7 separate regions of the Mus musculus genome follow, and all the other regions are linked to region 5. The links are chromatin loops, found by intact Hi-C in ENCODE. Cell type or tissue: left cerebral cortex. All regions are shown on one strand.

What was found. Peaks named below come from ENCODE experiments on the same cell type or tissue, not always from the same donor. Only the 100,000 strongest peaks of a DNase experiment are listed, where the experiment ranks them.
Region 1: a loop joins it to region 5, with 2.9 times the contacts of the local background. A loop is called at or near these places in 10 of 42 quality-filtered maps.
Region 2: it touches region 5 in a loop (7-fold over the local background); 15 of 42 quality-filtered maps call a loop at or near these places.
Region 3: a loop joins it to region 5, with 2.3 times the contacts of the local background. A loop is called at or near these places in 2 of 42 quality-filtered maps.
Region 4: a loop joins it to region 5, with 2.5 times the contacts of the local background. A loop is called at or near these places in 13 of 42 quality-filtered maps.
Region 6: it touches region 5 in a loop (2.3-fold over the local background); 2 of 42 quality-filtered maps call a loop at or near these places.
Region 7: it touches region 5 in a loop (2.6-fold over the local background); 5 of 42 quality-filtered maps call a loop at or near these places.

The regions. Positions count from the first base shown.
Region 1 is chr8:26,155,253-26,159,252 of GRCm38, reverse strand. Thap1 (THAP domain containing, apoptosis associated protein 1) reads right to left here and starts at 1,084. Exons shown (of 3, transcript NM_199042.2): 1 at 732-1,084. The coding sequence starts at 802. In left cerebral cortex, a CTCF peak has its summit at 1,554 (motif pointing right); DNase peaks (open chromatin) are centred at 113, 611 and 1,113; H3K4me3 peaks cover 1,920 bases; H3K27ac peaks cover 1,446 bases.
Region 2 is chr8:25,974,239-25,978,238 of GRCm38, reverse strand. It overlaps Hgsnat (heparan-alpha-glucosaminide N-acetyltransferase), which reads left to right and starts at 1,495. Exons shown (of 18, transcript NM_029884.1): 1 at 1,495-1,714. The coding sequence starts at 1,528. In left cerebral cortex, a CTCF peak has its summit at 1,510; DNase peaks (open chromatin) are centred at 991 and 1,508; H3K4me3 peaks cover 1,527 bases; H3K27ac peaks cover 520 bases.
Region 3 is chr8:26,117,010-26,121,009 of GRCm38, reverse strand. Hook3 (hook microtubule tethering protein 3) reads left to right here and starts at 1,786. Exons shown (of 22, transcript NM_207659.3): 1 at 1,786-2,052. The coding sequence starts at 1,996. It overlaps Rnf170 (ring finger protein 170), which reads right to left and starts at 1,642. Exons shown (of 8, transcript NM_029965.4): 1 at 1,410-1,642; 2 at 447-570. In left cerebral cortex, no CTCF peak of the experiment used is centred here; DNase peaks (open chromatin) are centred at 1,595 and 2,321; H3K4me3 peaks cover 3,591 bases; H3K27ac peaks cover 2,065 bases.
Region 4 is chr8:25,992,624-25,996,623 of GRCm38, reverse strand. It overlaps Pomk (protein-O-mannose kinase), which reads left to right and starts at 2,503. Exons shown (of 5, transcript NM_029037.4): 1 at 2,503-2,537. Gm31402 (a long non-coding RNA gene) reads right to left here and starts at 3,330. Exons shown (of 2, transcript XR_378826.3): 1 at 3,061-3,330; 2 at 1-212. In left cerebral cortex, a CTCF peak has its summit at 2,463 (motif pointing right); DNase peaks (open chromatin) are centred at 2,496 and 3,121; H3K4me3 peaks cover 1,360 bases; H3K27ac peaks cover 971 bases.
Region 5 is chr8:25,838,875-25,842,874 of GRCm38, reverse strand. Ash2l (ASH2 like histone lysine methyltransferase complex subunit) reads left to right here and starts at 2,088. Exons shown (of 16, transcript NM_011791.3): 1 at 2,088-2,293; 2 at 2,800-2,863; 3 at 2,987-3,132. The coding sequence starts at 2,118. In left cerebral cortex, CTCF peaks have their summits at 2,353 and 3,570; DNase peaks (open chromatin) are centred at 1,553 and 2,053; H3K4me3 peaks cover 2,401 bases; H3K27ac peaks cover 1,588 bases.
Region 6 is chr8:25,910,023-25,914,022 of GRCm38, reverse strand. It overlaps Kcnu1 (potassium channel, subfamily U, member 1), which reads right to left. Exons shown (of 27, transcript NM_008432.3): 20 at 3,077-3,173; 21 at 215-439. Among named protein-coding and RNA genes, the nearest start is that of Kcnu1, 62 kb to the right of the region's middle. In left cerebral cortex, no CTCF peak of the experiment used is centred here; a DNase peak (open chromatin) is centred at 2,358; H3K4me3 peaks cover 822 bases; H3K27ac peaks cover 824 bases.
Region 7 is chr8:25,947,143-25,951,142 of GRCm38, reverse strand. It overlaps Hgsnat (heparan-alpha-glucosaminide N-acetyltransferase), which reads left to right. Exons shown (of 18, transcript NM_029884.1): 15 at 3,132-3,209. Among named protein-coding and RNA genes, the nearest start is that of Hgsnat, 28 kb to the left of the region's middle. In left cerebral cortex, no CTCF peak of the experiment used is centred here; no DNase peak of the experiment used is centred here.

The DNA of each region.
Region 1 (4,000 bases), 320 kb before region 5:
AGCCATCTCTCCAGAGTATTTTTCACCCTGGCTTCTTGATTGCTGCACCCACTACAAGAACGAGCCCTGACGGCTGTGGGGGTAAAGCTGGTATTCGCTCACATTAACCTTCACCACGGCAACAGAGTCAAGTGTGTGCTATCGTCTCGTTCTTCCTGTGTGTTGAAAGACAGGGGTTCATCTCGACAATACCAAGAGCCTCCTCTAAAGCCCATGGATGCTAAAGGTTGGTTCTTTGACGCTAGGACTTAAGAGTCCTCCCTGGCATCCCGGTCAGCTGCCCTGCTTCCTTCCCGGCATCCACAGTGAGGTCCGAAACCTGTCCTCCTCCCCCTGTGCGTTCCCAGCTCGACTTCCTCCCTATGTGCCACGGCCACGCCGCGGCTTGGGACGAAGAGGTACGCAGGGCTGCGAGAGGCTTCTGGGCGTCGCTCGCTCGCTTGCCCGCCCGCCGGAAACCCTCCGCGAGCGCGAAGGCGCGCGGTCTCAGCCCCCAGCGGAGGCCAAGACCAACGGAGACGCCGCGCGCCCGGGATGCGCAGCGGGGGCGCGCAGCCACGGGGACGCGCCCCCGTGGGTCCCCGCCCCCGCCGGCCCGGCCCGTCCGCCGCCCTGAGCGCCCGAGCGCCCGCCCCGCCTCCTCCAGGTCTCGCGCGGCCACGCGCCGGGCTCCGCCCCCACCCGCCCGCGCGCCCCTGTCGCCGCGGCCGCGGAGCACGCCAGTTACCTACTTGTGGAAGGAGACGGGCTTGTCCTTGTCGTAGCGGTTCTTGCAGCCGTAGGCGGAGCAGGACTGCACCATCCTTCTGGCCCTCCACACTTCCCTTCGGCCCGGGAGGCAGGCGAAGGGGGCCGTCGGGGTCGCCGCGCTCGGCCTTGATAACGCTCGCCGCTCTCGGTGGCGTCGGTCAGCAGTTACGGGGACGATCACCTCGCCGTGGGGTGGGGGTTGGGGTGGGGGAGTGACTACCCTGTCCGTTGTGGGGTTTGCTTTAGCAGAAGGACCACAGCTGTCGCCCGTCTCCCATCTTCAAGATGGCGGAGGCAGCTTCAGCCTCACCTCTCGCGAGGACTCGGCTCGCCGTCTCTGATTGGCTGAAGGTAACGTTCCCAGGGAAGCTGACCATTGGCTGGGGCGAGGCGCGCCTGTGGGGCGTGGTCAGCAGTGCGGAAGTGGGTGGGCCCTCTGCGCCTTGGCCGGAAGAGAGCGCGTTTGTTTGGGATCCTGACTGCAGTCGTTCTCGTAGTGGTGACTGTCGTTAATTTGTCCGGCGTTTTCTGCTGCAGCTTGATAAAGAACGGCCTGTTGGGTCCGAAAGCCTGCAGGAGAACGTGGAAGAGCTCGTCCCTGGCCATACGCAGTTTTTTTTTAAAGGGGGGGGAACCAGCAGATGCGTGGATTGTACAAACCTGTGGTCCACGTTCAGAATCCAGGTGACCGTCTAACTAGACAACGAGGACAAACGCGCATTTCATTTCCTCTAAGCTGGGAAGGAAGACCTTTTTTTTTTTTTTTAAATGTATGTGAGTACACTGTCGCTGTCTTCAGACACACCAGAAGAGGGCATCAGATCTCACTGCAGATGGTTGTGAGCCACCATGTGGTTGCTGGGAATTGAACTCAGGACCTATGTAAGAGCAGTCAGTGCTCTCAACTGCAGAGCCATCTTTCCATCCCTACAGTGCACTTCTGAACGTTGTTACCTTTGTGTAGGCGCAGCGATTTTTCAAGCTGAAGACAAGTGTTACAGGCTTGACCCTCTGTAGTTTGGAGTGTGTGGCGCATTCTCTCCCTTATAAACTATTTTCTGTACCCTTAAATATTGCTTCTCTTAAGGATCTATTTAGTGGCTACCATCTCTAGAACTTTGACTATTGAACCCACATACCATCTTTTCCTAGCTCGTTTTACTTGAGCACACATGGACTTGCCTTCAGAGTTATCAGGTATATGGTTTAATACATTCGCCAACTACTTAAATCTGAAATCCTGGTGTCACTGAGATAAAACAAAAAAACTAGGCTTTAATTCAGCAGAAAAGAACACTTGTTGCTCTTGCAGGTGACCCGGGTTCGATTCCCAGCACCCACAAGGCAGTTCACAACCATCTATAACTCCAGGCAGCTGGGCACCAGGCACACATGTTGTGGGTCAGAGGACAGTTTGTGGGAGTGGGTTCTCTCCTTCCACCTTGTGGGCTCTGGGACCTAACTCGGATCATTAGTCTTGATGCTAAGTGCTCTTATCAGCTGCTCCTAGGACCCCTTCCTCGAGACTTAGGTTAACCTCATAGAATAGAGAGGTTATTCTCTCACCACCATCCTTGAATTCAAGTACTCACAGTCTCAACTTTTTGTCAGTCCTAGTCTTCAGCTTTCTCTCTGTCCCTCATAAAAACACTGCCAGCCCCTTGTTTATAAAGCTTAGACATCCCAGGATACCTCTGTAGTGAATAAAGTCCAAATTGCTGATGATGGCAGCATAAGCAGCAGGTACTCCTGTGTTTGTACCATCTTCCCCTGCTTGTCCTTACACTCCTGTAACTGCTCAGATAGGCAGCTTTGCTTGGCCTGGGATGCCCGTCCCCTGACTGCTTCATCTTTCCTTAAGATGTATCTTGTGTGTTTTTTTCTGTCAGGTTTGCCTTATACCTTTTTGTTTTGGTGAAGTTGTGTACTTATGTCTGTAATTGTGTGCTGTAACATCTCTGTCTCATCTGACTGGGGTGCTGGGGAGGCTGGCAGCATCTTACTGAACCTGGTAGCCTCAGCAGCTCTGGTTGTCACAAATTAGGAGACATTGAATTAAATGGACCTAGAAACTGTACCTAAATTCGTTTCAGAGAAGTAGCTATATATTAGGAACACCAGAAGAGTGGTTTATTAACATTTTATAGGGTATTGATACTAGGTTCTCTACTTTAGTCCACTGCAAAGAAAAAAAAAATCATGATATGGTTAACAGATGGTACCCCAAAAATAATTTATGTAGTTACCTTAAACTCTGAACACATCATATGGCTTGTTATTTATTGAAAACCTGTTCTGTACTTCTGAGGGGCTATATAGTGAAGATGGGTGGTATAGTAGTCTGCCTTACTAGTTATTTTACTAAGCTAGTGTTCTGTAGTGAGAAGAAGGAGAGTCACACAGAAATTCGAAAAATGCTGGAGGAGGTTGCAGTTATTAAAGATGAGGCTAGGACTGGCCTACTAGAGGAAGCAACTACTGAAAGATTTCAAATTAGCTGTGAGGACATCTTCTGTACCTGGTGCCATGAGGCACGGGAAGCCCACCTCCCGAGGCCTGGGGATCCAGCCTGTTCAAGGAGAAGCAGAAGTGTGTTGGAGTTGCTGAGTGCAGTGGCTTGGGGGACAAGTAAGAGGAGAGGTTAGAGGATAAGAGCCTAAGGGGTTCTGCAGGCTGATGTAAGCTGCTGGTTTACCATGCTGAGGTTCTTGTGCTGAGCAACAACCTGTCTCCACAGTCAGCTTTGAAGCAGAAGGGTGATGCAGGTTTAAATACACTTCAAGTTCAGGCTTGGTAGCACACTCTTGTAATCTCAGCCTTCACAAAGGAAGGGCAAGAATTGTGCTGAGTCTGAGGACTACCTGGTCATAGTGAGTTCTAGCCAACCAAGGTATACAAAGTCAAAACCTATCGAAAAAATAAATTCTGCTGTGTTGAGATGGGAGTAGGGATGTGAGGTGTAACGTGGGCGGTAAGTGATCATTTATCTCGTTCATTAGTTCATTTTCCTATATTATGCCCCCATATGGGCTAGCATGTTATTTACAGAACTGTTAGTGAGGCATATTAGTGTATCTTCATAGAGCTTATTCTATAAAGGGGAAAGTAGAATAAAAGTGTAAATTAAGGGCTGGAGACTTTTTTTTTTTTAAAGTATAAATTATACTAAGGTACCTGAATAAGGGTAACTAAGGGTAGGTATCCCATGCAAGAAACAAACATTTGAATGTTAATCAGAGGATGGAATGGA
Region 2 (4,000 bases), 140 kb before region 5:
CCTTTCCTCTTCCTCCTTCATTTCCTGTGGGCCAGTCTTTTTCAGACTAGCTAAATGGATAAGATTGTGAAGTCGGGCTCTAGCCACTCCCTGAGCTATAATAAAAACCAGATTCATTTCTATCTCGCTGTGTTTAAGTGTGACACACAGAGCACACCCTTGATCGAGAGGAAAGTAGTTTGCCTTGTCCAGACACTTCGGGTGCAGTGATGGTCTCTTTCTTTGTGACCCAGAACATATTTCTAACATATTGTGGGGGAGTCCACCAGAGAAGACTACTTGGATATGGGTTTAAGCCAATAGGAAGTCCTTATTAGCTGGTGAACTCTTTAGCACAACACTATACCCTGTGTTGCAATACTCTAGTTAAAAAGAACAGTTAGCCAAAAGCCAAAACCAAGGTTATTATCTTTAGAGACTTTCCCAGAACTATGGGTTTTGATGGATTTAGGCCTTTGTTTTAGTTTTGGTGGGTGCTACATTTTATATGCTGATTATAGAACATGAATGGGTCTTTCACTAAGGCAGTTGTGCTCCAGTCTGGGGATCCATTACAAAGAAATATTAAGAAACATGTTCAGAACTGGATTCAGTGACATTGGAACCTGAAACTTTTCAGCACAGGGTGTTTTGTTTTGTTTTTTCTTTTTTCCATTAAATCTTGGGATCCATTCTATACGTTATAATTTTGACCACTGTTGTGTTTAGTAACAAAAGAATGTGATTCTTTAAATGAGGTTGCTGGTATGTTTCTTTGCATAGTTGAATTTGTAAATGAGTCCATCAAAAAAAGTAAATAAACTCATTACAAAGCTAAGTGCAACCAGTTTCCCCTTCATCATCCTATGGAAGCCTCTCACAGGTGGAAATGGGAAGATCTGTTGTTCATTTCCACTGCTGCATGGCGCGATGCTGTCTCGTTGACGGCCATTCAGATTGCCCACACGATTTTGCAACTACAATTTTATTACAAACATCATGCCTGCCCTCTTTCGCGTGTGATGGTTTCTCCCGGAATACAGACAGCAGTGTGGTTTATAAGGTCCTCATCCCTGGACACCTTAAACTTCCACAGACTGGCAGCAACCTGTGCAAGGCCAGAAACAGGAGACCTTTTAAGGGGTGTATCATTCACTCTAGGTAGTGAACGCCCAGAGTTTGTGCGTGTAAGGGGGAAGCTCTGTAGTCATTTTTACTAAGGACTCTCCTAGAAGGTGAGTAACACGTATCTGTACGTTGAAAGGCTAAGATGCAAGAATTTAGAACGTTCAGGGAATGGTGAGGGAGTGGATGACTGGGAAAGCAAAGACCACTCTTTTGCGGTTTTCTCCCGATGGGACAGAAACACTGTGCAGAGGGTAGAAAACAGCCTGGCTGCCCTCCTATGGTGGACACTAGCTGGACGCATGCTTTCCCAGCTGGGCGGGGCTTAGGAAGCTTCCGCGGGGCGTGCCTAGGAGGGAGCGGCCCCGCCCTCTCCCCGCCATCCCCTGCGGGACAGGAGCGGTGACGCCACGGGAGCGGGCGATGACGGGCGGGTCGAGCTCGCGCAGGCGCCGGGCAGAAGAGCGCAGCTCGGCTGCGGGGACAGAGCGCAACTCCCGGAGAGAGGCTGTGGGAGGCATGGGCGCGGGCCCGGCGCTGGCAGCGCTGCTGCTGGCCGGGTCGGTGCTGAGCGCCACGCTGCTGGCCCCCGGCCGCCGGGCGGAGCCAGGTGAGCGAGCGGCCCCCACGGCTAGGGGTAGCGGGGACCGTGCGTGGGCCTGCCCCGGACCTCCCCACGGCCCGCGGGGCGCAGGACTTGAGCGTCGCGCCCGGTCCACGCTGGGGTGGACCGCAGTGCCGGCGTCGCAGGAGCCGCGACCCGGGTCTGGCTTCCCAGGTTCAGTTGAAGGACCTTGGGGCTGGGTGCTCTGTCCGTCTCCGAATTCACCAGGGGGAAGGGTGAAAAAATAGGAATTCTGGGACTTCTCTTGACTCAGGTCTGAAGGTTCATAGGGTCCCGCAACTCCATTTCACAAACTCCTATCGAGAGGATAGTTTGGGTCGAGGACTGAGGCAAGTGAACACCCACTTCTACCCCAAACCCCCACCCCTTACCTTTATGCATTGTTTGGGATAGGGCCTGTCACCTGGCAAGGTATGTCACCTGCCTTTTTCCTATCCATCTCATCCCCTTTTCTGTATAGAAATTGGAATGTGGTGCCTGTGTTGAACACCCCTTCAGCTTCCAAACTTTAAAAAAGACATTGAAACAATGCAAAAAGCACGAAGAACGGTGTGAGTTACAATTTGCAATTACAACCCGTCCTTGGGAGGAGAGAGTTAAAAGAAAATCCTGCTGAGTTTGGGGTCTGGCCAGGGTGTTTGAACTTTTCACTGCTGCTCTTATTTGAAGCTTCCTGGGGGGGCAATTCTGACGTTCAGCTAGGCCTGAGGGACTCTACATGCTCCCAAATTATATAGTAACAATGTCAAGCTCTTTCTGAGCCTAAAACCCACATGGCAAATCTAAGCGTAAAACATACTACTAAAGACTAAGAAGTAGAAATCCAGCCATTCTGTCCAGGAAAGGATGCTGTTGTATAGGGTGAAGAGTAGTTGCACAGGGAGTTACTCTCACTGGAAAAGGAAGACTGTCAAGAATGAACGGTAGGTAGCCTGGATAGATGACTCCAGCTTAAGAGAATTGGCTGCCCTTTGATACCACCTACCCATGTCAGGGCACAACCACATATGACTCAAGTTCTAGGGGTTCTGATGCCATCTTCTGGCTTCTTTGGGTACCAGGCACTCATGTGGTATGCATACATACATACATACATACATACATACATGCAGGCCAGGCACCCAAACACATTTTAAAAAATTAACAGGAGGAATGAAAAAGAAAATTATGACAGATCAAACAAATAAACAAGCAAACAAAACCCCTAAGAATACCTAGGTTTAGGAAAGCCGTTAAACGAATATTCCAAAACTCACAGGATATGTAAATGGCTGTGGTGAGCTTTGGGAGGACATGTTCAAATTGCTGTTTTCTCTTTATCCAGCTGAAAGATGAGGGAGAAATCCAAGGGCTGGTGGAGGCCGGAGGGACAGAGCAGATACGCTTGCGTCCTTTCTGGAGTGTGGTAACCTAGGAGTTAACTACTGCCCCTGACTGAACTCCACTCCTACCTACCTCCCAGCAGGTCGGACCTAAAGCAAGTTGGTTGGTCTCTCTAGGTCACACAGTGGTGCCTGCCTGGAGCACCAGCTACTTGGGAGACTGAGGCAGGAGGATATCTTGAACCCAACAATTCAAGGCCAATCACTGCAGTGCAGAGAAGTCCCCACAGGAGGGGGAAAAAAAGACTAATCTATCGTATAAGACTGTTAGGATGTGGCACACAGTAAGACAGTCATCCTTACCAGCTACGAGTCTATGATCTCTGCAGATGTCATACTCCAGCCCCACCGAAAAGGACTGGAATTTCACAGTACTTTTGAGATGGTATTAACATTTTTGAAAAGCTATTTTTGGGGAAAAAAAATCTTTGCTCACAGATGTTCATTCTTTTTTTTAAAGACATCTTTTTTTTAAGTTTTATTTATTTATTTTGTGTATAGGAGTACACTGTCATCAGACACATCAGAAGAGGGCATCAGATCCCATTACAGATGGTTGGGAGCCACCATGTGGTTGCTGGGATGTGAACTCAGGACCTCTGGAAGAGCAGTTGGTGCTCTTAACTGCTGAGCCAGCTCTCCAGCCCCAGAAGTTCATTTTTAAATGCTGTGTGTGTGTGTGTGTGTGTGTGTGTGTGTGTGTGTGTGTGTTTGTGTGTAATGTAAATGTGTTGTCAAGCCTAACTCTGCTTGAGTTGAGTCCCTGGAGTCTATGTGGTGAGAGGAGACACCCCAGTCCTAAGTGAGTGCCAACTTAATGATGTCATCAAGCAAGTACCTCTTGATTGAATGCTGGAGCAGGGAGTCTTAGTGCCCTTCAGTCTTGTCA
Region 3 (4,000 bases), 280 kb before region 5:
CCTCAGCCCAAGATTTTTCGAATCTATGAAACGATCGATTACATGTGATCATCAAGCAGTAGTCGATAAAAGGATCATTTTAAAAAATTTAATGCTGCCAGCGGTGGTAAGCCTTTGATCCCAGCAATCAGGAGGCAGAGGCAGGCAGATCTCTGAGTTTGAGGCCAGCCGGGTCTGCAGAGCAGGTTCCAGAATTGCCAGGGCTACACACACACACACACACACACACACACACACACACACAGCCAACCACGCAAGCAAAACAAAACAAAAACTCAATGTTTTTTTGAAATCCTAAAAGCTCAGCGAGAAAACCAACTTCAAATGGGAAAGAAGTCCCCAGGAACTGAAGAAAAAAAAAAAAAAAGTGAAGGTGTGCCCTGGGAAGATAACTTCTTCCCAGGCACTGCTAATCAAAGACTGCATGATCTGGTGGTTATGCATACCTTTGAATCCAAGATTCTCCTAGGACTCCAAAGCATATATCTTGTATCTTGTTGTCTTGGAAACGCCAATATCTTTGCATTAAGGTCGACTGTTTATTATAGCATTATTCTTAGACGCCCTAAGCTGGAACAAAGTGCACATCAATAGTAGAACGGGTACAAGGCTGTAGTCACACAATAGGATATTAGACAATCATGGGATTTTTGCAGATAATTTAATATTATTTAAAAGCCAAAGCCACAATACATATCCATTCATAAAAGTTCAAAATCAAACAAAGGAAAATTATACTACATGCATAGTCATCTGGTTAAAAAGCTAAAAGGGAAAGCTTTTAAAATAAAGTAAGTGCCTATCACAAAAATCAGATTAGAGATGGTATGGATGGAAGAACTCTTGGGAATGTGGCAATTCATTTTATTAATATTCCTCAAACATGTACTGCTACGCACTGTTCTGCATGCGACTTAAAAACGTATATGAAACCTTCTACAAGGCTTGTATTAAAAAAAAAAAATCGAAAGTCGGGCAAGGATGCACCTCAATGAAGCCAACTCCTAGCACAAGAAGCAGGCCTTAGGAACAGCAAGGGTCCTTACGCACTGGGGAACTGGCGTCCACCCTCTGTCACTTTGGGTAAAGTTTTTTGTGGGAGAAGGGGGCTCCAAGGAGGAACGCCGGGCTCCCCACAGCCGGGCCAAACCGGCCCCCAGCCTCCGAGACGCGCCCACGTCAGCCGTTCCACCTTCGCCCGGAGGGAGACTCTGGGCAGGCTCCGGCGACTCAGGGAAGGCTGCGCTCCGGCTTCCGGAGGGAAGCGGTGGGCGCGGAGCCTACCCTCGCGCGGTCCCGCAGCTCCCCCCACCGCCACCGCGCCGAGTCCCGCAGTCCGCGGGTCCCCGGCCCGCCCGTGCGGGGGCGTGGCCTGGCACACGCCCGCGGCCGGAGAGGGGGGCGCGTACCTCGTCGCGGCCGAGGAACTACCGGGCCAGTCGGCGGGTCGGCATAGAGCTCATTTCCGGGGACTACCTAGCTACTCCTCCCGTGCAAACTACAGGCGGCTTCTTAAGCCAGAGCGCCGGCGTCAGCGCACGCGCAGTGCGGAGCCCCGGCGAGGGTGAGCGGACTGGAGAGACACACAGACCGGCCGCCACCGCAGGGCCCGGCCGGGGCGCGCGCCCGCGGGCCTTGGACTGGCTCTGGGAGCGCGCCTCTAGGGGCGGGGCTGAGCGAGCGCGAGCGTGCGCAGTGGCCCTCGGACCTCGGGACTCGCGCTACGCGGCGCGGCGGGGCGCGGCGCTCGCGCAAGAGGGCGTGGGCTGGCGGCGCCGGGTGCGCGCAAGGGAGTGCGCGGCCCCGAGCGAGGGAAGGAGGGGCTGGTGACAGTGCGGAGCGATTGCCAGCGTCCGCGCCCCGGGAGCGGACGGACGGAAGAGAAGGTCCGCCAGACGCCCGGTCTGCTGCCTGACCCCTTCGGACTCAAACCCCGAGCCGAGCGGCCGCGGCTTCTGGTTGGTTGAAGGGAGACGCTGCGGCCACCCCAGGAAGATGTTTAACGTGGAGTCTGTGGAGCGGGTGGAGCTGTGCGAGAGCCTGCTCACTTGGGTACGTGGTGGGCAGCGGGCCGGTGGGAAAGCTCCGCCACCTTTTCGCGGACACCGGTGCTCGTCCCGGGGGGCGAACGCCCCGGGGCGACCTGCCGTCACATCCGGGGCTTGGGACGGGCGGAGCTGAGTAGCCGGTGCGGCCGCGTCTACACCCGCGGCCGGGTCAGGGTCAGCAGGGAGAGGCCGGGCTCAGGCAGGCTGGGCCCAGGGTCCAGGAGGAACTTGTCCGGCCTGAGATGTTGGCTGCTGTCCGAGAGGAAACCTGCCCGGTGGGGGCTAATGATGGGGTGCAGGCGACACTGTAATTAGGACTGTTTGCCTTGATGAGGCGCTGGCGTTTCGCTCCCAAGCTCCCAGTGATCCAAAGCGTTGGTTCTGCCTGGGCGCCCGGTAGAGGCAGTCGGGACCCCCTAGTTAAGCGATGCTGCTCGCCTTTGTTGTAGCGTTCAGCCAGGATGGAGTGTAGCCCCTTGAGGGATGGATGAAGCCCTGCCCATTGGAAAATAGTACATTGGCAGGGTGGATAGACAAAACATGAAGAATCACTCAGAGGCAAAACATTTAAAACGCGAGATGCATTTTGACTGTTATAAACGATGTGATGGTACCTATAAAAGGAACCAACGATAAAAATGTTGAACTGGAAAAATTGAGGGATTTCGTAATGGAACTGAAACACATTTTTAAAGCACCATGAGATTCTAATTTGGAATTGATGAGGGTTAAGGTTATCGAATTTTCAAGTAAACATGCAGGATTTTGTCAATAGTCATGGCTTAAACGGCCCTTTTCATTAGCTGGACAGTTAACCGTGTTTGTTTCTGGTTTTCATATGCTGGTTGGAGGTAGGTCCAGGCATATATGCAGAGCCATGGGATAAACCAGGAACATTCATTTTACTTACTGCTAGAAATGTTAGCTGTCCTTTTTAGAAGAACCCAGATACATTTACAGTGGCTATTGTGATACATGTTAATTTTGTTTGCTTATTGGGGGAGATGGTAGTATTTGGGCCTCCTGCATTTTAAGGGAAGGCTCTACCACTAAGCTGTTCATCTCCTGGTCTTAGTCACTTTAAAGGTAAAATGCAAATAGCAAAAAATTCTACTGAACAGTGCCTTAGGTTAGAGGTTCAGATCTCTGGAAGGTAACCATCACTGTTTTGTGCAGGAACACTGCCGAGAAGTTTGAGAACTGTTAACTTAGGTCGGTTGTAATAAATGTAAGAAAAGTAGAATCTACAGATGTGTGTGCATTTGAGATAGGATCTTGCTATGTGGCCCATTTTGACCTCAAACTATGATCTTGAATTTGTAGCAGTCTGCCTGCATCACTACACCCAGCTTGAAGTTTTGTTTTTGTTTTTGTTTTTTTATAAACTGGGTATGTCATTAATCTGATTGTGCCCTTTGAAGCAGCCTTTATACAATGGAGACCTTTATGGTTTGGTTTTGTGTTAGATCATTCTTGTAATTTCAGATCACTGGAAATAGTGCATAGTTAACATGCTCTGTAAGTTCCAACTTCAAGCCTGAAGCTAGACTTCACTGCTATGCTTCAGATAGAGAACGGCGATAGGTGACACGACAGAGCTACACCTCAGCCAAGTTTCAAATTATTCTTTAAACCAGGAAGACTTTTGAAAGGATGGGAAATGTTTCGTGCCCTGTCAGTATATAACAAGCTAGCCCAACAGAATATGCTTAAACATTAAACCTTATCCCCTCTTCCTTCCCCCTGAAGCAAGATGTATTCCTACCTGATAGGGTAAACAAAACAAAACACAAAAACCTATGGCATTACATCTGTCAGTCCCCTTTTAAAAAAATTCCCCCTTGTGTAACTGATGTGTGCACATGGGCACAGTTGGCAGCATATGCATATGAAGGTCAGTGGTCAGCTTTTTGGAATTGATGCCCTCTCCATGTTTTCCAAGCAACGAACTC
Region 4 (4,000 bases), 150 kb before region 5:
TAATAATTTTAAAAACACACACAGACAAGAATCTGCCTACGTCCACAATCGTGCTATAGCAATGAAGCAGGTTGGGCCTGGGGAGGGAGGCAGGGCGAGCTGGTTTGGGCTTCCTCAGAGTCCATTTCCACTGGGTAGAAAGGAAGGCTTTACTGTGTTCTGGTCCTGCAGTTTTTGGTTGGCAGTCACATATGCTACTGTGGTGCAGGTGGCTGGGAATAAATAAGGAAAAGGCAGAAGTGAGAACAGGGATAGAACAACACAGAAATGAGGGTTTCCTCTACTTCCTGACTTAGGAGTCTTCTTTGCTGCTCCGTGGTTAACTAGAGGACTTCCAGGTTTTAGCCGTACTGAATTTAGGTCAGGGGAGAACAGAGCAGACATCCCCTGACCAGATCCATGCTGCTCCAAATGCCAGTCTTCCTTGACCACACAAATAGCTCTACCCTTAATTTTGCTTGGATTTTGAAGCTGTGCTTTATGGAAGTTTCCCATCTTTCTCGGAAGTCCCCTCCCCATCTTTTGTTGAAATCACTGTTTTATTGGCTTCCGGGGTGTGAGGATAGCATGGGCTCCTGGAGTCGATCCAGGTGCCACAACATTAAAAACATTTTTAAAGCATGGGATTGTTTCCCACCCTTAGCCATTGTCTTAGTTAACTTTCACCTTGTAATCAAATTCTCTGACAAAAGCAACTTGTTACTTTGTTTCATTATGCCAAGGGCACACAGGCTATCATTTCAAGACGGATACAGCAGCAGACAGTGAGTGATTTGATGGCTGCCCCATGGGAGATTGGCACTCAGACCCAGGAAACAGAGCGTGAACAGGAAGTAAGGCCTGTTAAGGAATCGCATCCTCTAACAGGGCTCCACTTCCAAAGCAGCCTGCCCCGCAGAGGACCACGTGGACCTATGCGGGATGCTTAGCATCAAAAGCACTACATCCATGTGCCATGAATAGCTCTTCATGTCAGGATGCATCATCACAGCATCACCTAATGTCACGTTTATTTGGTGTGTGTGTGTCCATGCGTGTGCATTTGGAGATCTAAGGATGACATGGTGAGAATCCTTCTCCCCTCCCCTAGGAGGGGTCCTAGGAAACTGAACTTAGATGGTCAGGCTTGGTGGCAAGCACGCTGACCTGCTGGCCATCTCTGTGGCCCCCTGCAGCATCATCACTTATTATAGCAAACTCTATATAACACACCTCCTGATTTTAGTCCTTTTGTAACAGGTTGCTTTGGAATTTATTTTATGTGGCTGGGTGTTCTGCGTGCTTATATGTCTGAGCACCACGTGTGTGCAGTGCCCTCAGAGGGCAGAAGCGGAGGAGGTCTAATCCTCTAGAACTCAGTTACAGGTGGTTGTGAGCTGCCAAGTGGATGCCAGGAACCCAGGTTCTCTGGAAGAGCAACCAATGCTCTTACCTACTGAGGGGGTCTCTCCAGCCCGTATCTGAGTCATTTTTAAGTGTTTATTTCAGTGGCATCCAATATATTCACATTATTTTACAACCATTACCTCCATCATCACCAGAAGTTTTAAAGCTTCACAAACTGAAACTATTCATTAAACAGTGTTCTTAATGGTGTTTTTTATATAATGCCTATAATTTATTTCTGAAATACTTGCTGTTATACATCCAGGTATATTTTCTACTATAAATAGCCCTGGTGCTGGAGAGATGGCCCCACAGAACCTGAGTTTAGTTCATATAGCATTGGTATCTGGGGGACCACAATTACCAGCAAGTCTATCTATCACTCCTGGCCTTTGAGTTCTCTGGCACACCACACACAAACGCATTTGTCAGTCTGAGAAGCAAAAGTTGCTTACAGGGATTCTTTGAAGGGAGTTTTGTCGGTTCCTCTAGTGCTTCCTAGATCAAGATTCTGGGTTCTTTAGCATGCTTAGAGTTTGGATAATAAACATAGATGGTTTTTGTTTTTACCCACACACTGTATGTTTTGATTTCAAATCTGGAAAATAAATCAGTTTAGAAGTAGATGATATGTCTGATTTTCCATTTCCCAACCTTACCCCTCCCATTTCACTTCCAGTACTAATACTAGTGTAGCACGCTGAGACCTTCCAGCCTTCGCATGACTTGAGGTTTGGCCCTGAAATCTGTGACGCGCAGCTTGGCGTCTCAGGCCAAAGCTCCAAAGTCACATAGTTTTCAAAGCCAGAGGCATTATCAGTGCACTGAGCCTCACTCTGCGATTTGCTCGTGTTGCTTTTCTGAGGATCACTCTTTGGCAGCCACCGCTTTGCAGAGAGTGTAGAGCTGTAGATCAGGAAGCAGCCCCTCTGAGGTCCCCAGTCCCAGGCTCAACCTTGCTGTTGCAGCCTGGCCTTCACCAGTTTGGCTAGAGGAAATGAGGACCAGGGTATGGATGACCGCGCCTACGCTGGCGCGGGCGTCCACTGTAAGGCAAGAGGCGGCCACCAGGAGGCAGCCTCACGCTCGTCTCCGACCGCTTCCGGCCGCGCAGGCGTCCTGGAATGCGAGCCGGATTTGGTGGTCGCCAGGTAGGCTCCGGGGCGTAGTGAAGCGGGACAGGGTTCTGTGGGGCCTTTCCAAGCCTGACCCTCCTGAGCCCCCGGACCCAATCCCAAAGTGGATCCTCTCATGGGGATCATGAAAACTAAACCGGGTACTGGTGCTGGCTCCTCCCGTGCTTACCGCGCACCCCTCCTCCGGGTGCACCATGCATTCCCTTTGGATGCTCACCACGCAACCCCTCTCCCGGTATCCATGGTATCCCAGTACCATGCACCGGGAGCTGCTATTGAACCATGTGAGCGGAGGCTGTCCGCCATGCTCTCGCTTTCTCTCCCCCTCTTTGTTAAAAACCAGTTTTAGACCTTTAGTAAATTTGATGCCCCCCGCCCCCACCTTCGCCTGTCCAAACTAAATAACATCCAGACTGTTTAAATAGTTATCGGGAAATGAAATTTAGTCTGAATTGGGTGACACCAGCTCCTTCTCGAATTGTGTAAAATATTCTGCATATTGGCAATTCATTTAGTTGACTTATTTCCCTTGACTAACCTAAGCAGTCGACATACAGCAGCTGGTCCTTTTTCACCGTTATCAAATAGCCTTGGTGTTTAAACAGTGCCGGAAGTTCCCGCTCTGCCGACCACACATACTCACTTCTTTAAGCTCTGGGCTGCCTGGGCGGTCCACAAGAAACAGGTGTGTTAATCGATTGCCAAGCAAAGAGGGTTCCGCATAGATCTGATAGTATGGATTCTAAGGCTGGAGAGATGGCTAGTGGCTAACAGCACTCGTTGCAGAGGACCTGGGTTCAATTCCCTAATAGCTCCCCACTGTCCATAATTTCCGTTTCAGGGAATCCAGCACTGTATTCTGACCTCCCTCGGCACCAGGCACACATAGCACATATTGTACAGTGTGCATGCAAGCGAACACTCCTGTGTATAAAATAAGTAGATTGAAAAATATGAATTCTGGGTTCCTGCAGCATTTTGTCAGTGTTGCTGGCCTTTCTTGCTATGGTCAGCTTTTAAAGGGGAAGGATTTTCTTGGGCTCAGCCGTGGGATTCTTTGCTTATGGCCTGTGGTCATTATGCTCGTCGTGGCGGGAGAGAGCGGTGGAAGAGAAAATTGAAGAGGGGAAGACCATGATGGGAGAGGTCATCTTACTTCCTGGCATCCTGGAAGCACAGAGACACAGGCTGAGGGCCCAGTGTCTCCTTCTAGGTCACGTGTTACTGACAGAAGCTTCCTTGTAGCAGACTCTGCCTCCTCGAGGTTCTGCTGCTGTCTGGTAGTGCCAACAGCTGGAGACCAAGTCTTTAATGAATGGGCCTTTGGAGGATGCTCACCCAGACCATAGGGGACTGAACATGCATATATGGTACTGGAGTATGAGTAGTGGGTGAGAATTTTTTTTTTTTTTTTAAGATTGTAAGTACACTGTAGCTGTTTCAGACACACCAGAAGAGGGAGTCAGATCTCATTACAG
Region 5 (4,000 bases):
CCTTTTCTCTCTCTCACTCTCACTCACTCATTCTCTCTGAGATTTATCATGAAGGCATGCTGGATTTTGGCAAAGATTTTTCTGCGATCACTTGAGATGGCCATGTGGTTTCAGTCTTTAAATCCACTTATTTATTGACTTAATATATTGAACCATCCTGGCATCTCTTGAATAAAGTCAACTTGCTCATGGTAGATATTCTTTTTTTAAGATTTATTTATTTTATTTATATGAACACACTGTAGCTGTCATCAGACACAGCAGAAGAGGGCATCCGATCCCATTACAGATGGTTATGAGCCACCATGTGATTGCTGGGAAGTGAACTCAGGGCCTCTGGAAGAGCAGTCAGTGCTCTTAACCACTGAGCCATCTCCCCAGCCCCTAGATGATCTTGCTTTATAAATAGCTGTATTCAGTTTTCAAATATGTTATTCAGGGGTTTCCAACTAGTCAAAACGCAGAGATTGGTTAACTGTGGGGTACCCAGTCCCAGTGGGTATATCTCCAACATCATACCTAAGGCTCAGAAAACATTGAGGGAGAGGGGAACAGAGAGACTGTAAAAGCCAGGGGACTGGGACCTGTGCCATGAAGTGATGGCTATCAGGAACGACCCATGACGTCACAACAATATGGCTGCCCAAATGAGATCTAACTATGGCAATCCTAATAGACATATTAACATGGAAGGGGGAAATCTCTAAAAAGTCATGCATTTGAGAGGGTAAGGTGGGGCATGGGGGGGGGAGGATCGGTCCCCATTCACACAACAGTTGTTATGATGTCTAGGGAGGCTTGGGAGGTGAACGTTTGCTGGTGGAGGTAAGTCACTGGGGGCAAGCTTACACGAAAAAAGTGAAGCCGCTTCCTTGAAGTTCTCCCTGTCTGCTTGGTGATTCTGATAGAGAATTCGAGCTCTCAGCCTTGTCTGATAGTCACCATTTCAGATCCTTGCTGCCTTATCTCCCCACCATCATGGATTCTTATCTCTTTGAACCCCCCTCAACCAAGATCCCCCCTCCCCTTGCTTAAGATATTTTTGGTCATGGCGGCACTTTCTCCTAACAACTGCAAAGTATCAATGATCTCTAATCCCTAAGTGTGTTTGTTTTAAAACAGCAAATTTATGGTCCGTGAGATGGCCCAGTGGGCAAAGGCGGCACTTGCTTGCCAAGCCTGAGCTAGATTCCTAGAACTCACATAGTGGAGGGAAAGAAAGCTCTTCTCACCATATTGTCCTCTCACCTGTCCAGTGCACTATGCCACATACATGCGCACACATCCGTAAAGCGCACACACACGCGGAGGATGGGGGTGAGGCGGCAGTTTCTATTTTGCTAGGGTTTAGAGCCCACCCATATGCTTGCACTCAGTCCAGGGGTTTAGCTACCAGCAGACATCCCTTTCTTACTCGTTTCTGCCCTTCTCGCTAAGGCCCAAACCTTGCTGAATTCTGTCCTCTGCTAGCACTCTCGCCTGGAGCTCTACTTCCCTCCGTGAACTAGCAATTCGTGTTCCTCGAGCGCACAGCACTTCTAGCCTCCTCTGGCCAGATGTTTCTTTTCCTAACGTCTTTTCCACCCACAACTACCTCGGGCTCTCTGGAATCAGACCTCTAGTCTCTCCAAAAGCCGCCTGGAAACGGGGCTTCTGGCGGCCAGCTACGCAGTTACAGACGCTCCCGGCAGGTGTGAGCCAGAGTGCTCCTTTGTTGTTGTTTGGAAGTTTCCTACGTTTTAGGGTTTTAGTATGATCGCCTGCTCCGCACAGTGTAAAGGGGAGTCTCTCACATCCTCATATGTGCCGTGATTTCCACTCTTAGCCACGACTATGAGCAGGCGTTTTGAATAATTCAAGTCCCAAGAGGAAAGCAAAGGACAGACCTCCTAAGTGGCTCCCTTCAAACCTGGGCAATCCGAGTTGCGCCCTGCCTTTTTCTTTCTTCCTTTCTTTTTTTTTTTTTTTCTGGCCTTAAAGCGGCGGACTCAAAGTGCGTCCTTCCCAAGTAAGTGGCGGGCCCCCCAACAAAAGGTCTTTCCCACTTTAAGAGCGCCGTGCGTGGCGGCAACTCGCCGCATAGATATATTCTCGCGAGAGCTTGGGAAGGAGCAGCGATGGCGGCGGCTGGAGCGGGTCCTGGTCCGGGAGTCAGCGCCGGCCCTGGTCCCGGAGCCGCTGCAAGTGCCACAACGGCGGAGGACCGAGAGACAGAGCCGGTGGCCGCGGGGGCTGGCGAGGGGCCGTCAGCCGCCCCGGGAGCGGAGCCCAGCTCCGGAGAGGCCGAAAGTGGGTAAGGCAATCCACTCGCAGCCCCGGGGACGCGCGAGGGCCCGCCCCTCGTGGAAGCCCGCGGCTCGCGCCGCCCGGTGTCGCCCTCCGGATCCAGGTCCCGCAGCCAACGGCTCGGCCCGCCCGCCCACCCGGTACCCTCCGCAACCCCGCTGGCTGCTTGCTTGTGGACTCCAAGCCGCTCCTCGGCTCCTCGGCTCCCATCAGCACCAGTGTGAGCCAAGAGCGTTTCCCCCTCTAGCGCCCCGGAAGACCTCGCTGATCCCTCTTGCAATGCTTGGTCCTGAAAGCACTGAGGACGGCAGCCTCCCGTCGTTAGCCCAGTGCACTAGGAATCCCTGGGCCGCGAACACATTTGTCTTGCTTGACAACCTCCCTCCTAATACTCAGGATTGTTCTCTCGTGGGCATCCCGTTCAGGACATGAAAAAGATATACCCTCCGTATTTGGACCATTGTGTTTTTCTGTTTAGGAAAGGCCATTTTGATGTTTGTCTTTTCATTATAGGGATGCAAACTTGGTTGATGTAAGTGGTCTGGAGACAGAATCTTCTAATGGAAAAGATACTTTGGTAAGTATTTCCTCTGAGGCCTTTGGAAGGCGAACTAGATTTGGTTTTAAAATGTTTAATCTATTTTTTTTTTTTTAAAAAGTAGTCAGGCCATTTGATTCTCTTATTGCCCTGTGGCTCCAGGAAGGTACCGGAGACACTTCAGAAGTGATGGATACCCAGGCGGGCTCTGTGGATGAGGAGAATGGGCGGCAGTTGGGAGAAGTGGAGTTGCAGTGTGGGATATGTACAAAATGGTTCACCGCTGACACCTTTGGAATAGACACGTCGTGAGTACATTTCATGGCCTTCTAGACAGCATGATCCTGGAGAGATGGCTTAGCATTTTAGATCACTAGTTACCCTTTCAGGGGTTTGGGCTTGATTCCCAGTATTCACATGGCAGCTCAAGGAACCCCAGTTCTGGGGTGGAAGGGGAAATTATGTAATCATATTTCTTTTTTTTTAATTAATTTATTTATTTTATGTATATGAGTACACTGTAGCTATACAAATGGTTGTGAGCCATCATGTGGTTTCTGGAAATTGAACTCAGGACCTCTGCCCGCTCTAGCCCTGCTTGCTCCAACTCTGCTCACAACAGCCCAAAGATTTATTATATGTGTACACTGTAGCTGTCTTCAGACACACCAGAAGAGGGTGTCAGATTTTTGTTAGGAGTGGTTGTGAGCCACCATGTGGTTGGGATTTGAACTCAGGACCTTTGGAAGAGCAGTCAGTGCTCTTAACTGCTGAGCCATCTCACCAGCCCTGTAATCATATTTCAATCTCAAGACAATTGAGAAGTATTTTTAAATATACCGAAAAAAAGTCAGTAGGTAGTATTTTGTGCTCACTCTAACCCTATCCAGTGACCAGATGCTGACTGAGGAGTTGCTTGCATTCCTTTGGCATGTTCTGAAGTATTGAGGTGAGAGTGCTATTAGGTATGAGTGTGGGCATCGTCCTTGCTTTTGACCTTACAGGCTGATTGGGAAGGAGTCTGTGCAATTAGAAGAGATTATGTAATTAAGTTTGCGATAATGTATTCTGTGTGTTCTGGGCTTGGTATTTACAGTGGGCAAGACCTGTTGTCAGTAACATTTGAAGGTGTGGTGTTGAGTCGTGGTGTACTTGCCTGCTGCGTGCAAAGCCCTG
Region 6 (4,000 bases), 71 kb before region 5:
CTCTCACGTTCGCTTGCCCAGAGCATAGGAGGAACTCTGACCGGATGTGGGCTCCTCCCTTCCCCCACTTTCCCCTACACACACACCCAGTTAGTTCCCAACAGGTAAACAATTTAGCTGCTCTGTCACATAGCAGGTGCCGTATAACTGTAAACTATAAATGTTATTACTATTGTTAGTAATACTAGTACTCTTATCCTCATGTGATACTTACAGGCATAATGTGTATCTTGGGAAAGTTTCGGAGAAATCGCCATTCTCTCTGGAAGTACTCCAGAGACCCAATAAAAACAATGTCCTTCAGCTCCTGCCGGGTGTAGTTGCTGGCTCTCAGGGGCATCACGAAATTCCGAAGCCCCACCAGGGTACATTGGGCATCTCCAAACACGCATACTACAATGTGGTTCTGAAACTCGTGTTTTGCCTTCTCACTTCGTTTCTAAGGATACACATGCCAGAATCAGGTTAAGGTAAGATATATATATATATATATAATAGTATATGATTAAATAAAAAAATCAGAGACCTCCAAGTCCCATTGCTAAACCTATCTGTTCAAGAGAACCTGGGAAGTTATATTAAACTGTACATCATGTTGCGGTGTTCAATGGGTTCTCATAGTGAAATTTCCTTTTCATGTATCAAGAATGGTTGACCCTCAGTAAATTCATATGATTACATCTAATATACTGAACTGACTTGACAAATTCTTTACCAAGTCAAGGAAATCCATCATGAAGTTAAACCACTCGATGCTCTTCTGATGTTCAGTTCCCAGCACCCACCTTGGGCGCCTCACAACTGCCTGTAACTCCAGATCCAGGGTACCTGATGCCCTCTTTTAGCCTCCATGAGTACCCACACACATGTGGTAGATGCATGTGCACACACACACACACGCTTAAAGAAATCATATTTTAAAACTTCATTTAATCCCAAATATTTAATGTATTTCATGCTATTATCAATAGGCAAATTCTCTATATCTCTAAATTGGAAACAAAATGACATGTAAAAGACACGTTTAGATTAGGATTTCCCCCAGATTCTTAGAGACACTAAAAACTACAAAGTTACTGAAGACAAAGAGTGATTTCTCTCAGAGAACAGGCATCTCTTGTGGCAGTGGGAAGTGACAGAGGACTAGGTGACAATGTAGCAAAGAGTCTTGACTTTGTATTCTGCCTGTCTTAGCTGAGCCAACTGCTCTAACTTTTGTGGCCTTCAATGTCTTTAAATGTGCAAAGTTGAAAGTAGAGCACTGTTCAATGGATATTAATCAAGCTCAATTTTTATTAAGCTCCTAGGTTGTTTATTTGTGTGCTAATTTAAAATATTTTATAAAGATATTTCATTACTTTATGTTTTGTGTATATTGCCTACATGTGTGTATTATGCCCACAGGTCAGAAGGGGGTATTAGATCTCCTGGAACTGGAGTTATGGACAGATCTGAGACATCAGATAGGTACTTGGGTCCTCTGAAGTAGTCGTGTTCTTCACTGCTGAGCCATTGCTCTAATGTGTGTGTGTGTGTATGTCTGTGTCTGTGTTTGTATGTTTTGAGATAGCATCTCACAGGTAGCCTTGGCTGGCCTAGATCTCATTATGCAGATCAAGCTGGCCTCTAACTCAGAGGCCCACCCATCTTTGCCTCCTAAGTGCTGGCGTTAAAGGTGTGCCCTACTACCCCCTCCCCAAAGCTCAGAAATTTTTTTAAAAAGAGGACCCCTGAATGTTGGTAGAGACTGAGTTAAATGTATTTAAATTTCACATGAGTAATGAAGCCTCTAATGAAATCTCATGCAACATGCCTGAAGTCTAGCAGTTGCTCTTCTGGGGAGAACTGAACAGCTAGAAATACGATCCACAGCAGACTTCATCTACAGACACAGCCCTGGAAGCCCCTTTCTCCAACTGACAATGGCAAACTCTATCTCCCAGTTAAGAGAGATTGTTTGTTAGACAGTCCTTTGTTCAAATTAACCTAAAATGAGTCCTTTACCTTTGTACAAGAAGAACCAAGTTCAAAGTCCAGTTTTTAAACATCTGGGCATTCCATTCCTGGGAGGAAAAATTCAAAGCCCTAAGCAATAATAAAAGCAACAGCAAACACTCGCTCTGAGCTCCATGCATTCTATAACTAGCATTGTAAGGGAGGTAGAAAGATTTGTTTGTGTGCTTAATGAGTGTGATCTAATAAAAGCCCTCTCTCCCACCCCCCACCCCCACCCCGCTCCCTGCTTCTCATCAATGTGCCCATCTGGATCCAACCTCTCAGCTTTTCTTAAAAACCTGCTCTCTGTTGAAAACACGTCTGGCTTCTGCTCCGTGGATGTTTACTGAGCATGCTCCGTGGATATTTACTGAGCATGCTCCGTGGATGTTTACTGAGCACGGATGGAACTGCTGAGATACTGGTTTGGCAGCTGGAGGAGTCTTCCTGCTGCTATCACAGCTCCGAGAGAGTAATGATTCTGATCAAATAGGGGGGGTCAGGTTTTATAAATATTGGGACATGTCCTGTCAGGATACTGGCATTGAACCACCGAGATGGGGTATAGGGGGAATGGTATGTGTACTTAAGTGCTTTTGAAAATCAAGGAAATAGTTATAATTATTAGGTAGTTGTAGATGGGAAGGGTATCTGCTTGAGCGCAGAACTACAACATCTACAAGGCTCAGGGTCAGGGGTGAGGGGAGGCAGCGTTTAACAGATTCCTCTTTTTTTTTTTTTTAAGTGAATGTGTTAAGTTGTAAACATGTACACTGTAGTAAATATGTTTATCTGGCACCTTTAGATTTGCTAGGTTTCAGGAAAGCATTGTCAGAAGTCATTACTTCAGATAAACCGCTCAAAGAAGGACCTCATAGGTAAAGCGACATGCATTTTAACCCCAGCATACCGCTACCCAGTCTTTGTGTCATGCCTCGTGGTCGGTGATGTGTGTGGCTGATGTATCTTTCCTTCTGAATTAATGGTTTACAAAAGAGCCGAGTGCTCCTTATGATGCACAGGTCATTCTTCACCCTCCAAAGGACTTCTGTCACTGGGACTCTGAGGTGTGGTGACCTACCAGAACCACCTTGTCCAAGGGCATTGCTCTGCACCAGTGAAACATGCCACTGCTGTCCAGCATGTCGGTATCATCCACTGTGTCGTTTGTCGTTGGTCTAAGCAGAGAGAGTGAAGAGAATGTTCAGGAAACATGGGTGATAACGCTAAGGTTGGAGCCATAGCTCATTGACCTGCTCCAGTCACATGGTTCCTTCTAACCCTAAGGGAGCTGGGAGCATATTGATGTATAGCTAATAAATTGCAAAGCTTCCACTTAAGGCTTAGGTTAGAGGATGCTCTTGCTCGAAATACGCCAACTCTCCCATATATGGACTGGTGGGACACAGCAAATTAGGTCCAGAGAAACGAGAGACACAAGGTCTGAGGTAGAGAGAGTCTCCCTGTGGGAGACTGCACTGCTGGGACCATAATCAACGCTGAATTCAGTGGCCAGAATGGAGAACGTGAGCGGAGCCATGATCGCCGAACCTGGAGAGGCAAATGGACGTTCATCCCCCACCCCACCCTCTCTCACGTGGCCAGGATCATGGGCCGTGCACAGCTGTGACTGGATGCAGCAGAGACAGAACCCAGCAGGCAGGGAGAAGAGTGAACCCAGCAGGCTATGGACGGTATAGCAGAAAAGGGCCACAGGACCCTGATGTGGAGAGATTGAGCATGTTCGCCCTCTCCCCGCCCCCACCATTCCCAGCCAAGCGGAAATGCAGGAGCAGCAAGGAGAAGGTTGAATGTGGCGGAGGCTGAATGCCGTCACCGGTGAGGAGAGTGGGAATAGCATCAGAAAAGGGGTCCAGGAGATCGGCAATGCTCACCGCCTCCCCACCCCACCACTTCCGGGAGGAACAAGGAATCAGGACCAAGGGAAGAGCCCCCAGACCGTACAAACAGCCCCGGAAGTGGCACGTGTCTGCTGCCTCTCTAA
Region 7 (4,000 bases), 110 kb before region 5:
GTATTCATGTTCTAATTTGCCTACCAGGATGGAACTTGTCTAACATTCGTGTCTTCAGTTACCCATGTACGTGTCACTTTCTGCCAAGTAGTGTGTCAGTTCCCAGGGAGGTCTTAAGAACTAAAACCACAAAATGGACGTCTCATTCCAGACAGCTTCTTCTGTTGATGCAGGTGTCTCTCTGATGTTGGGTCCATCCCAGGGGCAGCCAATAAAGGCAAATACAATACAAGATTATACTTAGGAGCAGGGAGTGTTGCTGGGTGGTTGGCTCATGCTGGTTCTGGCCCAAGCTTGTTGTAGATGAGTCTACCGACTTCTCTGGTGATTAGTTTCCAAGGGCACGGCACAGGACAGAATATGTAGTCAACTTAAGCATGAAAAAGTTTCCTGGTAGCCTAGCAGTGCTGGTCACGCCTTTAATCCCAGCACTTGGGAGGCAGAGGCAAGAGGATTTTTGAGTTCGAGGCCAGCCTGGTCTACAGAATGAGTTCCAGGACAGCCAGGGCTACACAGAGAAACCCTGTCTTGAAAAACCAAAAAAAAAAAAAAAAAAAAAAGGAAAGGAAAGGAAAGAAAAGAAGAAGTTTCCTGGTAACAGCAGAAGCAACATAGTAACAATACAAAGTGGAAGGCTCAAACAGGTAACACTTACCTAGGCCTTGACACAGGTGCTTGCCACCATGCCTGACAATGGCCACATTTCTAATTCCTGCACTTGGAAGGCTGAGGCAGGACGACTCAGAGTTTGAGACCAGATGGGTCACAGAACAAGACAAATGAAAACAGACGCTATGAAAGTGTCCATGTGGAGTTTTCAGAATGTTTCAACATTGCTAACATGAAGAGGCCACCAGACAACAAAACAGCAGAGATGGACTAACTCATAAACAGCAGAAGTTGCTTCTCAGGCCCCAGCTCAAAGTGCTGACAGGTTCCTTTTCAGACAGGGGTCCATCTCTGCTTCCCAGCATGCAGCCTGTGGAGGGATGAGCACTGTGCCACACGGGGTGGCGCTTACAAGGATGTGAATGCTGAACTTGCTGTCGCATCCCTTTGTAAGATCATAAAGTGTATTCATACGTGCAGAGATCCACACTGGCCCCAGAAGGACCAGACCTCCTTCCCGTCCCAACACCTTCTGAGTTTTCCTTGTGTGAACTTAGGAAAGACACAGACTTCCAGTCACAGCCAGCTATGTAAATGGATCTAAAGCATGCGTGTCTTATGCCCCAAATCAAATCTGGTCACTCTTGGTGTCCCTCGTGCACTTCTGTATGATTCAGAGCAGGCTAGATTTCTCTACGCAAAGTTGTCCTCTCTGGCGTTTGAGTTTATTCTTTGAGGGAACAAATTGGAGAGTAGAAAGGCTTCTACAGCAGGCCAGAGACCATTCTGTGATGGAGAGGGTATCCTGACCATGCAGGCAGCCATTGCAAGGAGTCTGTGGAGTACAGGATGTGGCTGGAGTAAGACCAAGAGCCTCAGTTTTTAATTTTACTCCAGTTAAAATTTAAATGGCCACACATAGCTAGTGGTGGTCCTATTAAATTGTATGCTAGGCAAACCCCAGCCTGCTAGAGCAGTTGGGTTAGCGTGGAAAAGTTTAGGTACAGGTTCACAGCTACACTGTGTACAGTTAGGGGATTAAATAATTTTCCACTAATGGGTTGACACCCTGCCTCTATCCCTGTGGTGCTTAGATTCTGTTTTTATATACACACCTTCTCTCTACACACACGCTAGGCAAACCTCAGCCTGCTAGAGCAGTTGGGTTAGCGTGGAAAAGTTTAGGTACAGGCTCACAGCTACACTGTGTGGATTTGTGTCTAGCTCTCATGTGCAGGCTGGGTGACACTTGCTGTGTCTAATTCCAGGGGTGTTATAAGGATGGAATATGTTAATTTATACAAAACCCCCAAAACTAGCACATAGGCAGCACTGGTACATTTCAGCTACTGTTATAAATGATTAACACTGTATCCTTTGATACTTTCAAAGCTTGACTCTAGTTCAGAGAGTTTTGTGCAGCGCCCTGTCTGAGGTTTTAGTTTCCCCGGCACCCAGTTCCGTTTTGCTCCTATGCATCTTGGGTAGTGCCGCCAGACCAGATACTTTGTAGCCAAGCTAGTCTGACCTAGTTTCTTGTCACCTAAATGGGTGTTACTTTTAGTTTCCATCCTGTTGCTGTGATAAAACACTCTGTGGGAAAGTGATTGAGGGGAGGAGAGGGTGGTTTCACTGGCAGGTCTCAGCCCTTCATTGAGGGGAGTGAGGGTCTGCAGGAAAGCAGGAACTTAAAGCAAAAGCCCTGCAGGAAGGAGGGCTGCCAGCTGCCTGCTGTCCGCTGCCTGCTGCCTTACTTGCTGGCTCACGTGTGCTCAGGCAGCTCTTCTATACATCCAGGAGCACTGACCCAGGGATAGCGCTGCTCACAGTGGGCCCTGCCCTCCTATATCAATTAGCAATCAAAACAGTCCCCGGCAGACATGCTGACAGACCAGTGTGATCTAAGCAGTTTGTCGAGATTGAGGTTCCCTTTTCTCAGGTGACTTTAGGTTGTATCTGGGGGCTGGTGAGATGGCTCAGCGGTTAAGAACCCTGTCTGCTCTTCTGAAGGTCCTGAGTTCAAATCCCAGCAACCACATGGTGGCTCACAACCATCCATAATGAGATCTGATGCCCTCTTCTAGTGTATCTGACAACAGCTACAGTGTACTTAGATATAATAAATAAATCTTAAAAAAAAAAAAGAAAGAAAAAAAGGTTGTGACTAGGATAAGGGGTAACTTTCCTGGACTCCCCAAAACCTCTGGGAGAAAGCCCCTGATCTGAGTGAGACCTGCTGAGCCCCCTACCAGCCCCATTATTTCATTTCTCATCCTACTGTGGCACTCTTGTGCTTTAACAAGTTTCTGTGTGTGCTTTCTCCTTCACCCGGAACATCCTGCCTGCTCTAATGCTCTGTCTCCACCAGGGCACAGGGGTCAATTTGCATTCCTCCTTATATCCCCAGAGTCTAGAACGTGTACTTAGCAAATAACTCTGTGTGCTAGATGGTTAACTCGATGAAGATAGAAACAAGAATTCACCTTAGGTGACTCTCTTGGTCATATTGTTTTCTTCCCCAGGCAGGAAAAATACTGGTGTATTACAAGGATCAGACGAAAGCCATCCTGACCCGATTTGCCGCCTGGTGCTGTATCCTTGTAAGTAGCCAGCCTTCTTTACTCTGATTGCTATTCTTTTTTTTTTTTTTTTTTTGGTTTTTGGTTTTTCGAGACAGAGTTTCTCTGTATAGCCCTGGCTGTCCTGGAACTCACTTTGTAGACCAGGCTGGCCTCGAACTCAGAAATCTGCCTGCCTCTGCCTCCCAAGTGCTGGGTTTTTTTTTTTTAAAGATTTATTTATTTATTATATGTAAGTATACTGTAACTGTCCCCAGATACTCCAGAAGAGGGCATTAGATTTCATTACGGATGATTGTGAGCCACCATGTGGTTGCTGGGATTTGAACTTGGGACCTTCGAAAGAGCAGTCTGTGCTCTTAACCACTGAGCCATCTCGCCAGCCCCACCCCCACCCCCGATTGCTATTCTTAAAGCCAACGCTTGTTTAAGAAGAAATGAAGTGTTGAGCAGTCGCTGGCTCGGCATGACGGGGAACAGTTGTCTTGAATAACAGGGTTCACAGAATAACATCTTTAAAAATGATTTCTATTTCCTGAGCCTGGACCCCAGAGCCTGGTGTGTGCCAAGTAACACACTCTACCACTAAGCTACGCTCCTAGTCCCAAGGAGGACAACATCTTTATATCTAAATTCTCAGGCTTAGTTTCTTAGAAAACTATATTACATAAATAAATAGCATAGTGTTCGATATCAAACACTTGAATGATGATTGCTGGAGAAAATGTGTAAGGGAGCCGGGCATGGTGGCGCACACCTTTAATCCCAGCACTTGGGAGGCAGGGGAAGCCTGGTCTATAGGACAGGCAAGG